Linked DNA regions of Homo sapiens: region 1 is linked to region 2. A link is an interaction called in ENCODE POLR2A ChIA-PET data of the cell type or tissue named here. Cell type or tissue: K562. All regions are shown on one strand.

Region 1 (8,000 bases), 420 kb before region 2:
AAGACGGGAAGGACCTTGGTGAAGCTCCAACCCCCGCCCCCAACAGCCCTCCGGACCTCCTAACTATACCCCCTCCCCAAAATTAGGTCCCAAACTTCAGCCGCTCTGTCAACCTTTGCACGCCTGGGGACTGTCCTCCCCGTAAGCATCAGCTGAAAGACAACTTTGCAAAGCAACTCAATGCCTGCCCCTCAAACGACCTCCTCCGGGGTCTAGCTCTGCATAGGGGAGCCTTGAGGGGGACTAGGGTGATTGCAAGTTGGGGGGTGTCTGGGAGCCAGGTGTAGGGCCTTCCAGGGGTGGGACTGGGTACATGCTGGGGCACTCGGTTAGAGGCCACCTTCTGTGGGAGGAGAGACGCCCGTCTGGATCAGGCCACCCAGTCCTAACCTCCAACACCCATTTCCAGGATGACAGGAAGCCAGAGCCCCAGGGAGTTTGGGATCACCAGGGCTGGGGGTCCCCAAAACTGTGCTCCTTCCCCCAGCACCCAGGCTGAACTTGGCCGACTCATTCATTCAAAGTTAATGGCGGCTCCAGGGAGCTTTGGGGACCAGTGGGTAGGGAGCTCTTCCTTCCTCCTCTTCCAGTCTTACTGCCTCTGCCTCTGCCTCACCCTGTTCCCACCAGGCTTGGGGTGACTGTGTTCAGCTCTGTCCCCCACCAGCCTGGGGGCTTCCTGGAGCCAGCAGATCCCACCTCCTATCTCTCTCCCACACCCTCCATCTGTTTTCTTCCCAGCCCAGAGCTTTGGCCCAGGTCAGGAACATCTGAGTGTTTATTCCTGAGGGAGGCTGTCTTCTGTGTTTCCTCTGCGGAGCTCAGAAAACAGTTGGACTGAAGGAAGGAAGGAAGGAAGGAAGGAAGGAAGGAAGGAAGGAAGGAAGGAAGGAAGGAAGGCAGGCAGGCAGGCAGGCAGGCAGGCAGGCATGAATGAGGGATAGCTGCATGGGCTGAGGGTGGCGGTGAGTCACAGAGGGGCCAGGTGATGGCTCAGAGTCTCAGACAGGACCTTTGTTCCCTCCCCTGGAGAGCCCGTTCCTCATCCCAGCCTGTCCAGACTGCTCTGCACAAGGCCCGGCCGTGGTGACAATGCCCAGGGCTGAGACAATCAGGAAATAGAGGCCTGGGTGGTCCCGGTCAGATCCACAGAGGTACCAGGCGGGGTTGGATAGGATCTGTAACAGGGGGCTGTTACGAGTGATCTGACCAGACACAAGCAGCTTTGAGAGTCACTGCAGAGCAAGAAAGGGGTTGTGGGGACTCCGAAGGGGCGGGTTTTCAGCCACACCTGAGAACCAGCCACCCCTCTTGCATCTCTCCACTGACTCACCAGCACTCCAACCTCCAGCCAAGCCTTCTCAGTCTCCCCTCGCCACAGTTCCCACCTCCAGGCCTTTGCACTTGCTGTTCCCCTGCCTGGACCACCAGGAGCCCCCCTTTCTAAAGCACAACATTGGAGCCACCCACAGCTCCCTCAGGATTGGGCACATCCCTGAACCACATTCAATGCTCCTGGCCCCTGACAGCTCAACCCAGCCCTTGCAGGAGTCCCTGAGCCACGAGAAGCATACCATGCCCACGGGCTGACCCTGGTCTGCTTGCACAGGCTGTAGCATCAGATGCTTTTTTCTTTCTTTTTTTTTTTTTGAGACAGAGTCTCACTTTGTCGCCCAGGCTGGAGTGCAGCAGCACGATCTCCACTCATTGCAACCTCTAAACCTCCACCTCCTGGGTTCAAGCAATTCTCATGCCTCCGCCTTCCAATGTAGCTGGGATTACAGGCGTGCACCACCAAACCTGGCTAATTTTTGTAATTTTAGTAGAGACGGGGTTTCACCATGTTGGCCAGGCTGGTCTCGAACTCCTAACCTCAAGCGATCCACTCCCAAAGTGCTGGGATTACAGGCGTGAGCCACCGCGCCTGGCCAGATGCTTTTTGAATTCAAGTCTAACATGTAACTGTCCCGAAATTCACAAAAACATCAGCCACAGCACTCCACTGCCCCCAATCCCCTGCACCCCTGCCCACGCCCTGAAGCCCCTGTACCCACCTTCTCCCTCTGAAAAGACCTGTGCTTGTTCTCCTTTGCATTCACCTGCCCTGAGGGATCGGGGACTGCCCCCATCAAGAAGTGGAACTTGGACAATCAATCTGGTGATCAACGGCCTTGCCTCCCACCTGAGTCAGTCCTGCCACCTGCTGGAATCCCACCCCTCAGAGACAAGGTTGGCAGCATGAATGGGAGTCAAGGTTGGATGGAGGTGGGACTTCTGGTGGGGGCTGTCTGGGTCTCCGTTCCAGGCAGAGCCTCTCATCAGCCCATGGTTGGCTGGAAGAGACCCAAGAAGCCTGCAAGTGAGCCTGTCAGGCAGCCAAGACGCCCCCGGGACTCATGCCCTGGGAAACTGCCTTGCGCACAGGCTGTGTCCTCTGCAAACGTCAAGCATGGTGGAGGCGGCTGGAGAGCAAGCCCCTCCGCAGGGGGCCTGAGGGCTGGGCCTCTGGTCTCTGGGCAGTGTCTAAGGGTCTGGGTGCAAGAGAACTGGAAGACGTTCACAGGAGCTCAGGGACACAAAGGTAGTGGCCGGAGCAGGGAGTGGCCTGGCCACACGAGCATCTCCCTACACCTCCATCCCCAGCACCCCTCCACAGGTGCATCCACTGAAATCTTGGACCCAGCCCGGACTGCCCGGATGGAAGCTGGAACCTGGGCCCCAGTGAGTGTCAGGATGGCAAGGGTAAGATATTCACTCATTCAGCCATTTATTTATTCACTGATTCATTCATTCATTCACTAATTCATTCATTCATTCACATATCCACATAGCCCCTTCTCTGAGCCTGGTGCTGGGGAATGCAGCACCCTAGAGAGATACAAACCGTGCCCCTCTTGAAGCTGGCTTTCTAGAAGAGGGGGACAACCCTCTCCAAAGAGGGAAATAAAACTGAGAATTTTAGATACACAAAAGTACTGTCCAGCCTAGGCAACATAGCGAGACCCTGTCTCTACAAAAATTTTTTAAAAATTAGCTAGGCGTGGAGCCATGTGCCCGTAGTCCCAGCTCCTTCGGGCGGCTGAGGCAGGAAGATCGCTCGAGCCCAGGAGGTGGAGACCACAGTGAGCTGTGATCATGCCTCTGCCCTCCAGCCTGGGCAACAAAGCAAGACCCTATCTCACAAAAAAAAAAAAAAAAGTATCAGAAGTATCAGGAAGAGATCCAAAAAAGTTGAAAGAACTAAGAACGAGGACAGGGAGACTTGAGTTAGGGTGGTCAGGGAAGTCTCTTAGAAGAGAAATCATTTGAGCTGGGTGTGGTGGCTCATGCCTATAATCTCAGCACTTCGGGAGGACAAAGAGGGCAGATCACCTGAGGTCAGGAGTTCGAGACCAACCTGGCCAACATGGCAAAACCCTGTCTCTACCAAAAATACAAAAAATTAGCCGGGTGTGTTGGTGGGCAACTGTAATCCCAGCTACTTGGGAGGCTGAGAGGCAGGAGAATCGCTTGAACTTGGGAGGTGGAGGTTGCAGTGAGCCAAGACTGTGCCACTGCACTACAGCCTGGGCGACAGAGTGAGACTCTATCTCAAAAAAAAAAAAAAAGGTGGCCGGGTGCAGTGGCTCACTCCTGCAATCTCAGCACTTTGGGAGGCTGAGGCAGGCGGATCACGAGGTCAGGAGATCGAGACCATCCTGGCTAACACGGTGAAACCCCGTCTTTACTAAAAATACAAAAAACTTAGCCGGGTGTGGCGTGGTGGCGGGCGCCTGTAATCCCAACTACTCTGGCGGCTGAGGCAGGAGAATGGCGTGAACCCAGGAGGCGGAGCTTGCAGTGAACCGAGATCGCGCCACTGCACTCCAGCCTGGGCTTGACAGAGCAAGACTCCGTCTCAAAAAAAAAAAAAAAAAAAAAAAGCCTGGGCGTGGTGGCTCACGCCTGTAATCCCAGCACTTTGGGAGGCCAAGACAGGCGGATCATGAGGTCAGGAGTTCAAGACCAGCCTGGCCAACATAGTGAAACCCCATCTCTACTAAAAATACAAAAAATTAGCCAGGCGTGGTGGCGCTGTAATCCCACCTACTCGGGAGGCTGAGGCAGAAGATCGCTTGAACCCAGAAGGCAGAGGTTGCAGTGAGCCGAGGTCACGCCACTGCACTCCAGCCTGGGTGACAGTGCAAGACACCATCTCAAAAAGAAAAAAAAAAAACAAGATCTGGAGTGTTGGCTCCCTCGGGCTCCTGGGAACTGCAGGGGCAGGAAGCGGAGTGGGAATACCAGGGTGGGAGCTGGGGCAGGTGTCGCAGAGGGCTTGTTCCTGAGCTCTCGGGATTCAGGGACCTGGGATTCCTTCCATCAGCATCTACTGAGCACCTCCTGTGTGCAGGACTTGTACTCTAAGGCAGGGACACTGTGGTGGTAAAGACACACAAAGTCCCCCAGACTCCCAGTTTCAGGCCAGAAGACAAGACCGGCTTTGATATGATAAATACACAAGGGCCCTGCAGACAGAACACGGAGGAAAAAGGGGCACAGGATGGGAGGGGAGGGACTGGGCCTGATCCTTCCCGGTTCTCCCCATGGGCTGCCTGCTGTGTTCTCAGCCCTAGAGCAGGAAGTGGGAGCCTGGGCGTGACAGGCAGGCAGGGTAGCAGCTCCATCATAAGCAAGGAGTCCCCAAAAAGCATCCAAGGCTGTCAGGGAGCCCCTGTCATGCCCACCAGCGGCCCCACCCTGGGACTGTCCCATCCTGTCCATTCAGACATGAGCGCCCCTCCCTCCTCACGCTCAGGCTAGAAGGCTCTAGCCTCCTTCCTTTACCACCCCCACATCCAGTGGGTCCAACCGATCCCATAAATTTGCTCCAGGGAACCCCTCTCTCCCCACTGTGGCAGCTCCATAGAGGAGCAAAGGTTTGACTCCAAACCCCAATGTCTTGCTACGCAGGTGGACTGGTTTGAATCGTGACCCCCCAAAATTTGAGTCCTCCCCAGAACCTTGGACCTTATTTGAAAATAGGGGTTTTTTTGGCCAGGCTCAGTGGCTCATGCCTGTAATCCCAGCACTTTGGGAGGCCGAGGCGGGTGGATCACCTGAGGTCAGGAATTAGAGACCAGGACCAGCCTAGCCAATATGGTGAAACCCTGTTTCTACTAAAAATATAAAACTTAGCTGAGCATGGTAGCACGCGCCTGTAATCTCAGCTACTAGGGGGTGCTGAGGCAGGAGAACTGCTTGAACCTGGGAGGCAGAGGTTGCAGTGAGCCAAGATTGTGCCATTGCACTCCAGCCTGGGCAACAAAGCAAGACTCCGTCTCAAAAAAAAAAAAAGAAAGAAAGAAAGAAAGAAAGAAAATAGGGTTTTGTTTCTTTTGTTTTTGAAGCTGGGTCTCACTCTCTCACCCACACTGGAGTGCAGTGGCACGATCACGCCCATTGCAGCCTCTATCTCTTGGGCTTAAGAGATTCTCCTGTTTCTTTTTCTTTTCTTTTTGTTTTTAAATGTAGAGACGAGGTCTCATTATGTTGCCCAGGCTGCTCTCATATTCCTGGGCTCAAGTGAGGCTCCCATCTCAGCCTCCCAAAGTGCTGGGATTATAAGCGTGAACCACTGTGCCTGGCCTGGAAACAAGGTTTTTGCAGATGTAGTTAAATGAAGAGGGGGTCATAGTGGGTTAGTTCTGGCTCTGATCTAATAACTGGTTTCTGGGTTTTTTTTTTTTTTTTTTTTTGAGTCAGAGTCTCACTCTGTTGCCCAGGCTGGAGTGCAGTGGTGTGATCTCGGCTCACTGCAACCTCCGCCTCCTGGGTTCACGCAATTCTCCTGCCTCAGCCTCCTGAGTAGCTGAGATTACAGACGCGCACCACCACAGCCGGCTAATTTTTATATTTTTAATAGAGACGGGGTTTCACCATGTTGACCAGGTTGGTCTCCAACTCCTGGCCTCAAGTGATCTACCTGCTTTGGCCCACCCAATGAAGAGGGGCTCATGGTAGATTAGGGTGGGCTCTGATCTAACAACTGTTTTTTTTAATACGAAGCCCATATGAGGATACAGATGGACAAACAGGGAGAAGGTCATGTGAAAACAGAGACAGAGGTGGGGGTGACACAGCCAAAGAACACCAGGAGCCACCAGAGGCTGGAAGAGGCAGGAAAGGATCCTCCTGAGAGCCTCCGGAGGGAAGGCAACACCACCAACACCTTGATTTTGGACTTCTGGCCTCTAGAACTGTGACAGCACAACTTTTTGTGTGTTTTTCTTTTCTTTTCTTTTCTTTTTTTTGAGACAGAGTTTCGCTCCTGTCACCCAGGCTGGAGTGCAGTGGTGAGATCCTGGCTCTCTGCAACCTCCGCCTCCCACGTTCAAGCGATTCTCCTGCCTCAGCCTCCCGAGTAGCTGGGATTATAGGCACCCACCACCACGCCTGGCTAATTTTTGTATCTTTAGTAAAGACAGGGTTTCACCATGTTGGCCAGGCTGGTCTCGAACTCCTGACCTCAGGTGATCCACCCGCCTCGGCCTCCCAAAGTGCTAGGATTACAGCCGTGAGCCACCCCGCCTGGCCAACTTTGTGTGGTTGTAAGTCATCCAGCTCATGGTCATTTGTGGTGGCAGCCACAGGAATGAAGGCAGTGATTGTGGACAAGGGACTTGTAACTCTAGGCCTCCATTTCCTCTGCAAGGCAATGATATGGCCTCATTGGAGGCCAGTGGCATGAGGTTCAGCACTAGTGCTCCATGAATGCTTACAGCTGCAACTGGCCTGACCATTACCTGAACTATTTCTTTTTCTTTTTTTTTTTTGTTTTTTTGTTTGGTTTAGTTTTTTTGAGATGGAGTCTCACTCTGTTGCCCAGGCTGGAGTGCAGTGGCACAGTCTCCGCTTACTGCAACCTCCACCTCCTGGGTTCAAGTGATTCTCCTGTCTCAGCCTCCTGAGTAGCTGGGATTACAGGTGCCCACCATCACGCTCGGCTAATTTTTGTATTTTTAGTAGAGACGGGGTTTCACCATGATGGCCAGGCTGGTCTCAAACTCCCGACCTCGTGATCCGCCCACCTCAGCCTCCCAAAGTGCTAGGATTATAGGCCTGAGCCACCGCGTCCAGCTGACCTGGACTATTTCAAAAGCACCTCTTGAACTCTTTCACTCGGGTGTAACCTCCCCCAGAGCCCCCCACCTAGAGGGAATCATTTTTTTATTTTTAAGAGACAGGGTCCCATGGCTCATGCCTGTAATCCTAGCACTTTGGGAAGCCAAGTTGGGCTGATTGCCTGAGCTCAGGGATTCAAGACCAGCCTGGGCAACATGATGAAACCCTGTCTCTACTAAAATAAAGAATAAATTGAAAAAATATAACCGGGTGCGGTGGCTCACACCTGTAATCCCAGCACTTTGGGAGGCCGAGGTGGGTGGATCATGAGGTCAGGAGTTCAAGACCAGCCTGGCCAACATGGTGAAACCCCGTCTCTATTAAAAATACAAAAATTAGCCAGGCGTGGTGGCAGGTGCCTGTAATCCCAGCTACTCAGGAGCCTGAGGCAGAGAATCACTTGAACCTAGGAGGCGGAGGTTGCAGTGAGCTGAGAACGCACCATTGCATTCCAGCCTGGGCGACAGAGCGAGACTCTGTCTCAAAAAAAACAAAACAAAACAAAACAAAAAACAAGACCAGCGTGGCCAACATGGTGAAACCCCGTCTCTACTAAAAATACAAAAAATTAGCTGGGTGTGGTGGCGCACGCGTATAATCCCAGCTACTCGGGAGGCTGACGCAGGAGGCAGGAGAATCGCTTGAACCTGGGAAGCAGAGGTTGTAGTGAGCCGAGATCACGTCATTGCACTCCAGCCTGGGCGACAGAGCAAGACTCCGTCTCCAAAATAAATAAATAAATAAATAAATAAATAAATAGGGCTGGACGTGGTGGCTCACGCCTGTAATCCCAGCACTTTAGGAGGCCGAGGCGGGTGGATCACGAAGTCAGGATA
Region 2 (8,000 bases):
TCAGCTAGGAAGTGTATTAGTTAGCTATTGCTGCATAAAAAAATTATCCCCCAAATTATGGCCATCTTGGAAGCTCTTGCTGGTGGTAAACCTAAGGCCCCTGTCACTACAATCTCCCTTTCCAAGTTGGCGACAGGAAGTAGCCATTGGGAGATGCCCCCTAAGTCCTAGGATTAGAGATGGGATACAAAGGCTGGGCCTGGTGGCTCACATCTGTAATCCCAGCACTTTGGGAGGCTGAGGCAGTCAGATCATGTGAGGTCAGGAGTTCGAGACCAGCCTGGCCAACATGGTGAAACCCCATCTCTATTAAAAATACAAAAATTAGCTGGGCATGGTGGCATGTGCCGCCTGTAGTCCCAGCTACTCGGGAGGCTGAGGCAGGAGATTCACTTGAACCTGGGAGGAGGAGGTTGCAGTGAGCTGAGATTATGCATTCCAGCCTGGGCAACAGATCTAGACTCTGTCTCAAAAAAAAAAAAAAGAGAGAGAGAGAGAGAGAGATGGGACACAAATTCACCACAATCTCAGCCCCCCAGGGCTGAGCTCACATGCATGTCAGAGCCTGGGTTTAGAGGGTCCCTCTGTGGCTCAGATGCACTCCACAACTTCCCACTGAGCTTGTTCACGAGCTTGGCCAGGCTGGCTGGGTAAGGAGACAAAGTGCATTCTGTTCCGTCCATGAACCCACACTCATGACAATCCCATACACCCCATGTGGGCCTCCACCTCCCCACCCCCAGCAATCACTGGCATGTTTCAGAAGCCTGTGAAGTTCCCCACCTGCTCCCTCCTGTTCCCATGGGACCTCCAAGCAGCCGTCCAGAGTGCAGGATACATCATTGGCACCAAGGGTCTTTTTCAATTCTGAAATGAGATGAACTCTTGGACACACCTGGGGAAGCCCAGGCATCAAGGGGCTTCCCTGCATTTTCCCAGAGAGACTACAAATGTCTCAAGCAGAAATCCTAAAGAGGTGGCTCACATAGAGCCTCTCTCCAAGCCCGCACCCATGGCAGACATTGCTAACCGATCCCTGCACCCTTCACTGAGCCTGGACACTGCCAGTCCCACCTCCCAACATGCTGCTCTAGGCAGACATCACAAATCAATTCAGGATGGACCCACTTAAGGATACATAAAATCTTTAGGAAGAGAAACTTATTGAGGTCAACTGTTTCTGGATTTAATTCTGCAGTCAGAAAATAGCTTTTATTCCTATTTAAAACTTCTGCTATTTTAAGGAAGCTCCATTTTTCTTGTTTAGATGCTCACAGACACATCCTCTCCCTCATTCCCTGGCTCCCAAGAACCCACCATCTATGGGGGTGTCTCCCAACTCTCTGACCTCACCTTATTTAAAAAAAAAAAAACAACTTTTTTTTGAGATGGAGTCTCGCTCTGTCGCCCAGGCTGGAGTGCAGTGGTGCAATCTCGGCTCACTGCAAGCTCCGCCTCCTGGGTTCACGCCATTCTCCTGCCTCAGCCTCCCAAGTAGCTGGGACTACAGGCATGTGCCACCATGCCCAGCTAATTTTTGTATTTTTAGTAGAGACGGGGTTTCACCATGTTGGCCAAGCTGGTCTCAAACTCCTGACCTCCAGTGATCCACCCTCCTCAACCTCCCAAAGTGCTGGGTTTACAGGCGTGAGCCACAGTGCCTGGCTGCTGAACTCACCTTCTATGTCTGTTCTTCCTCTTTCCTTCAAATGAGGGCTCTTTGAGATTCCCCTCTGTTCTCCACACACCTTCCCTGGCTTGTGGAACCCCTCTCCTTCACTTAGTGACACCTGAAGCCCAACACTTCTGGCACCTCCAGCTCCCACCCGCACCTCCCTCCTAGACTCTGTTCCCTTGGCTGCTGCCCCTGCTCGGGCCTGTCCTTTGTTCCCAGAACCGGGGCCTCAGCCTCCTCCCTCACTTCCAGTCTGGCTTCTGTTGACCTCTGCTCACACACCCTCCATGGCTCCCCACTGCCTGCACCATAAGTCTAAATTCCTCTGCCTGTCATTCAAGGCCTTGCGCATCTTCCAGCAGCCTCCAGCCTCCCGCTCCGTGCCCTTGTGCTGGCTGCATGGATGCTCACATTCCCTGAATCCCCACTGCATCCTGTTCACCCCCCAATCAGTGCACACATCTCAGTGATCATGGGCATTAATTAATCCATGAATGAACTCAGGAAGCAGGAGGGAGAAAGATGTTTCTGGAGCTCCTTCCCAGCTCGGGAGCTCCTAAGAGGCCAACTCCAAGTCTGAAAACCTCTAGGGCCTCAATGCCAGCCCAGAGAAAAACAGGGAGTGGTTGTTAAATGAATAAATTTAAATGTCTATCCGTAGTTTTGTTTGTTTTAAGACGATGTCTCTCACGCCGGTAATCCCAGCACTTTGGGAGGCCAAGTCAGGCGGATCACGAGGTCATGAGTTCGAGACCAGCCTGGCCAACATAGTGAAACCCCATCTCTACTAAAAATTCAAAAATTAGCCAGGTGTGCTGGCATGCACCTGTAGTCCCAGCTACTTGGAGGCTGAGACAGGAGAATGGCTTGAACCCAGGAGGCGGAGGTTGCAGTGAGCCGAGACCATGCCATTGCACTCCTGCCTGGGTGACAGAGTGAGACTCTGTCTCAAAAATAAAATAAAAAATAAAAGATGGAGTCTTGGCCGGGTGCGGTGGCTCACGCCTGTAATCCCAGCACTTTGGGAGCCCAAGGGGGGAGGATCACGATGTCAGGAGTTTGAGACCAGCCTGACCAACATGGTGAAACCCCATCTCTACTAAAAATACAAAAATTAGCCGGGCGTGGTGGCACATGCCTGTAGTCCCAGCTACTCGGGAGGCTGAGGCAGGAGAATCACTTGAACCCAGGAGGCAGAGGTTGCAGTGAGCCAAGATCGTTCCACTGCACTCCAGCCTGGGTGACAGAGCGAGACTCTGTCTCAAAAAAAAAAAAAAAAAAAAAAGACATAGTCTCGTTCTGTCGCCAGGCTGCAGTGCAGTGGCGCGATCTTGTCTCACTGCAACCTCCGCCTCCTGGGTTCAAGCGATTCTGCTGCCTCAGCCTCCCGAGTAGCTGGGACTACAGGCATGTGCCATCATGCCCGGCTAATTTTTTGTATTTTTAGTAGAGACGGGGTTTCACCATGTTGGACAGGCTGGTCTCAAACTCCTGACCTCAAGTGATCTGCCCACCTCAGCCTTCCAAAGTGCTGGGATTACAGGTGTGAGCCACCACACCCAGCCTCTATCAGTAGTTTTTGAACTCTGCCTCCTTCTTCTCATCCTGAGAACTCCTATACATCCCTCACAGCCCCAGTCCAACGGCCCTTCCTTCAGAGAGTATCCATCCCTGCCCCTCTGAGCTCCTCTACCCTGGACCTCCTCAGGCCAAGTCCTGACTTAAGGTCAAATGGCAAGTATTCACAGGAAGTGAGAGTCGATGTGGCCCTGGTGGGGCTCGGTACATACAGCCAAGGGACGCCAGGCTCCTCTGAGCCATGGCAGGGCGGGACTCACCTTGGTCAATCCTCTGCAGCAAGCACCCCCGGATGACGTCCTCATAGATGCCCTCAGTGGTCAGAGCCTGGCTGCCCACGGCAAGGACATCCCCCTCGAACTCAGGCAGCTCCTGGAACCATGGCGGGTTAGGGGCTCGGATGGAGAGGAGGGCCCCTCTAGAGGCCTACAACACAGGCTTCTGCCCTAGCCCTGGGCCTGATTAGCTGTGGGGTTGGGGGGCGGGGCTTGGGCCTTAGTTTCCTTATCTTTATTTTTAAATATTTTTATTTTAAAATAAACAGGCCGGGTGCGGTGGCTCATGCCTGTAATCCCAGCACTTTGGTTGGCTGAGGTGGGCGGATCATGAGGTCAGGAGTTCAAGACCAGCCTGACCAACATGGTGAAACCACCGTCTCTACTAAAAGTACAAAAATTAGCTGGGCGTGGTGGCGGGTTGTGGGCGGCAAGCCACCCAGGTGCTGAGGCAAGAGACCGAGGACATGAGCTGTTCCAGTATAACAAAATATAAAACAAGAATAGTTATACCAGATATAGATATTAGATATGATTATATATGAATATCATTAATGATTAGTTGGTAGCAGTTACTCTTTATTCCAATATTATAATAATCCTCACTCTACAATCATAACCTAGGAAAAACCAGGCCATACAGAGATAGGAGCTGAGGGGGCATAGTGAGGTATGACCAGAAGACAAGAGTGCGAGCCTTCTGTTATGCCCGGACAGGGCCAGCAGAAGGGCTCCTTGGTCTAGCGGTGACGCCAGCGTCTGGGAAGATGCCTGTTGCCAGGCAGACCGTGGTCTAGCGGTAGCGAAAAGTGTCAAGGAAAAACACCGGCTACTTAGCAGACCGGGAAAGGGAGTCTCCTTTTCTCCGGGGGAGTTTAGAGAAGACTCTGCTCCTCCACCTCTTGTGGAGGGCCTGATATCAGTCAGGCTTGCCCACAGTTATCCAGAGACCTAACCGTCTCCCTGTGATGCTGTGCTTCAGTGGTCTCGCTCCTAGTCCGCCTTCGTGTTCCATCCTGTACACCTGGCTCTGCCTTCTAGATAGCAGTAGTCAGTTAGTGAAAGTACTAAAAGTCTCTGATATGCAGAAATAATGGCTTAAGCTGTCTTTCTCTTTGTCTCCTCTCTCTCTCTGCCTCAGCTGCCAGGCAGGGAGGGGCCCCCTGTCCAGTGGACACATGACCCACGTGACCTTACCTATCATTGGAGATGACTCACACTCTTTACCCTGCCCCTTTTGCTTTGTATCCAATAAATAACAGCGCAGCCAGACATTCGGGGCCACTACCGGTCTCCGCAACTTGGTAGTAGTGGTCCCCCGGGCCCAGCTGTCTTTTCTTTTATCTCTTTGTCTTGTGTCTTTATTTCTACACTCTCTTGTCTCTGCACACAGGGAGAGACCCACCGACCCTGTGGGGCTGGTCCCTATAGCGGGTGCCTGTAATCCCAGCTACTTGGGAGGCTGAGATGGGAGGATCGCTTGAACCTAGGAGGTGGAGGTTGCAGTGAGCCAAGATCACACCACTGCACTACAGCCTGGGCGACAGAGTGAGACTCCGTCTAAAAATAAAATAAAATAAAATAAAATAAAATAAAATAAAATAAAATAAAATAAAATAAATAAAATAGTCTCTCTCTGTCACCCAGGCTGGACTACAGGGGTGCAGTCATGGCTCGCTGCAGCCTTGACCTCCCAGGCTCAAGCGATCCTCCCACCTCGGCCTCCCAAGTAGCTTGGACTACAGGCGTGCACCACCACATCTGGCGAATTCTTGTATTTTTTGTAGAGGTGGGGTCTCACTATCCCAAAGTGCTGCTATTACAGGCATGTGCCACCACGCCTGGCCTCAGTTTCCTTATCTTTAAAATGGACTCAGTGGCCCATATTCTCTAGTGTTGTGGAAAGGATTCATGGGATTAATTAGGCACAGCAAATCACACCTCACAGGGAATAGTATGAGTGTCTCAGCTGAGACTTCCCCAATTCCCAGCCACTTCCTCTAGAGGATTCTGTTTGTACCCATGTCAGACACCCGCCTGGTGCCCATGAGCCCTGTGTGCCTAGGTACCTAGGACTCCCGCTGACCTCCTTCCCACTCTTCCACTCACTGAGCTTCAGCCACACCCACCTTGTCACTGTTCCTCCAACACACCAGGCATGGTCAGGCCTCAGGGCCTTTGCACATGCTGTGCCCTCTGCCTGGAATGCCCTTCCCGGGACATGGCCCATGCCTTCATTTCACAGGGACATCCTTCCTGACTCCCTGGTAACTCCCCACCCAACCCTTACCCACTCTCCATCCACCTCCTCCCTCCACTGATGCCCATGTCACCAGGTGATATGCGATGTGTGGGACCCATCCCAGCTCTTCTGTGGCAGACACAGGGTAATGAACCCCGTCATAGGTGAAGCAGAGGGCATTGTGGAAGCCCAGAAAAGCCACCTGACCCAGCTCCAGGGCTCAGGGTATGGAAGTCTCTTAAAAAGAGACAGGCCCTTGCTCTGTTGCCCAGGCTGGAGTGCAGTGGTGCGATCCTAGCTCACTGCAGCCTCGACTTCCTAGGCTCAATTGATCCTCCCACCTCTTGGCCTCCAGAGTAGCTGGGACCACAGGCACATGCTGTCACGCCTGGCTAACTTCTGTATTTTTATAGAGATGGAGTTTCACTATGTTGTACAGACTGATCTCCTGGCCTCAAGCAATCCCCACACTTTGGCCTCCCAAAGTGCTAGGATTAAGGTCAAATGGTCTCTAATGATCAAAGAGCATTCTTTTTTTTTTTTTTTTTTGAGACTGAGTTTCACTCTGTCGCCCAGGCTGGAGTGCAATGGCGCGATCTCGGCTCACTGCAACCTTCCCCTCCCGGGTTCAAGCGATTTTCCTGCTTCAGCCTCCTGAGTAGCTGGAATTACAGGCGCCCATCACCATGCCTGGCTAATTTTTTGTATTTTTAGTAGAGACAGGGTTTCACTATGTTAGCCAGGCTAGTCTCGAACTCCTGACCTTGTGATCTGCCTGCCTTGGCCTCCCAAATTGCTGGGATTACAGGCATGAGCCACTGCGCCCAGCCTCAAAGAGCATTCTTGCCCACTTTAAGTGGATGCATGGTGATGCTGTCAGACCCTCTTGCACACTTCCCATTAACTCACCTTTTTGCAGCCTGGCTCGAGTTGGCTCAGCACAAAAGGTAAAAAGATGCAGAGACCCCAGCCTCGGATGAACCTCCTCTGCGCCAACCCGCTGTCCGATTTGAATTTCTGCACAACACACCCAGCGGTGCGTCCAGCAACCATCTGAGCACCCAGGCCCACTGCCACCCCATGCCACCCCGTACCCACAGAACACACCTTCAGCACGCGCCCCCTGACTCTCTCCAGCCTCTGGGCAGCCTGGTCACAGTTGAGGGCCGTCGTCAGACACTGGTCAGCCAGCTGCAGGAAGGTGGCCACGGCGTCAGCCATGAGCTGTGGGAGGAGATGCTATGATGACCCCAGAATCTGTGCTCCAGCCTCCCGGGCCCCACTCCTGCCCAGCTGACCCCTTCTCAGCATCCAACCTGTTCCAACCAGCCACCTCTGCCCAACCTCCTCCTCCTTGTCCCAGGAAACACCTTTCCCCTCCTCTCAGGACCTGGGGATTGTCTAGTCTGTGGGGGACTATGTGCAAACTGACAGAAAGCCCCTTCCCTCTGGGAGATGGTGCCAGGATGCCCAGAATGGGGAGTAGGGAGCCAGCCAGAGTTCAGCCTCCTCCACTGAGTGCTTTTGTGCAGTGCACAAACTGAACAACTGTGCCAGGTAGTGCTGGATCATCTCACTCTCTGTCTTCTTCTGTCACCATGTCCATCAGCAGGTCCCATCTCAGACTTCAAAACACTTATTGCTTCTCCCCACTGACATCCCCCATCCTGGTGCAGGCCTCCTCCCTGCCTCCTCTTTTCCTGTCCCCAACAGCCTGTGCTCCCTATGGCAGGCAAAGCTTCCTAAACCTTAAATCCAGCCATGCCCTCCCCCTGCTCACATACCTGCTCTGGCTCCCCATTGCCCTCAGGAAAGAGCTCACCCCTTAGCCCCACGCTCAAGGCACTGCGCGATCTGCCCGTCCATGTCGCCGGCCTATCTTCCCCATTTCTGAAAAATTGCTCCACGTTCCCCAAATGCAGACAAGCACTCTCAACACTATTCACTCGGGACTGGTGGCAACGCCATTCCTCCCATTGCTCTCCCATGTTGGAAGTCCCCTCCTCCTGAAAGTCCTGTCAACCCCAGAGGTGGATCAGGAACATCCTTGGCGCTCCCTGTACACCCTGCCCCAGCTCTGTCCACCACATGTGGCTGCTGCCTGGTCACGGGCTCATGTCCCCATGAGACTGGCAGCCCCGCGGAGTTGTCTCGATCATCGTGGTCTCTCCAGGGCACACTTAGCAGGAGGTCAGTGGAGGCTGTCTTCACAGCCTGGCCTCATCCCAGC

What was found. Peaks named below come from ENCODE experiments on the same cell type or tissue, not always from the same donor. Only the 100,000 strongest peaks of a DNase experiment are listed, where the experiment ranks them.
Region 1: POLR2A ChIA-PET joins it to region 2 with 5 read pairs; 2 of 35 experiments call an interaction of 5 or more read pairs at or near these places.

What each region holds. Positions count from the first base shown.
Region 1 is chr19:17,958,924-17,966,923 of GRCh38, reverse strand. It overlaps a transcript of KCNN1 not described here. Among named protein-coding and RNA genes, the nearest start is that of KCNN1, 4.2 kb to the left of the region's middle. RefSeq lists enhancers at 113-830, 3,998-4,570 and a silencer at 6,537-6,737. In K562, no CTCF peak of the experiment used is centred here; no DNase peak of the experiment used is centred here; H3K4me3 peaks cover 245 bases.
Region 2 is chr19:17,542,311-17,550,310 of GRCh38, reverse strand. It overlaps NIBAN3 (niban apoptosis regulator 3), which reads right to left. Exons shown (of 15, transcript NM_001321827.2): 11 at 6,878-6,994; 12 at 6,680-6,787; 13 at 3,514-3,625; 14 at 784-867. Among named protein-coding and RNA genes, the nearest start is that of COLGALT1, 9.3 kb to the left of the region's middle. RefSeq lists a silencer at 3,967-4,016. In K562, no CTCF peak of the experiment used is centred here; a DNase peak (open chromatin) is centred at 3,674.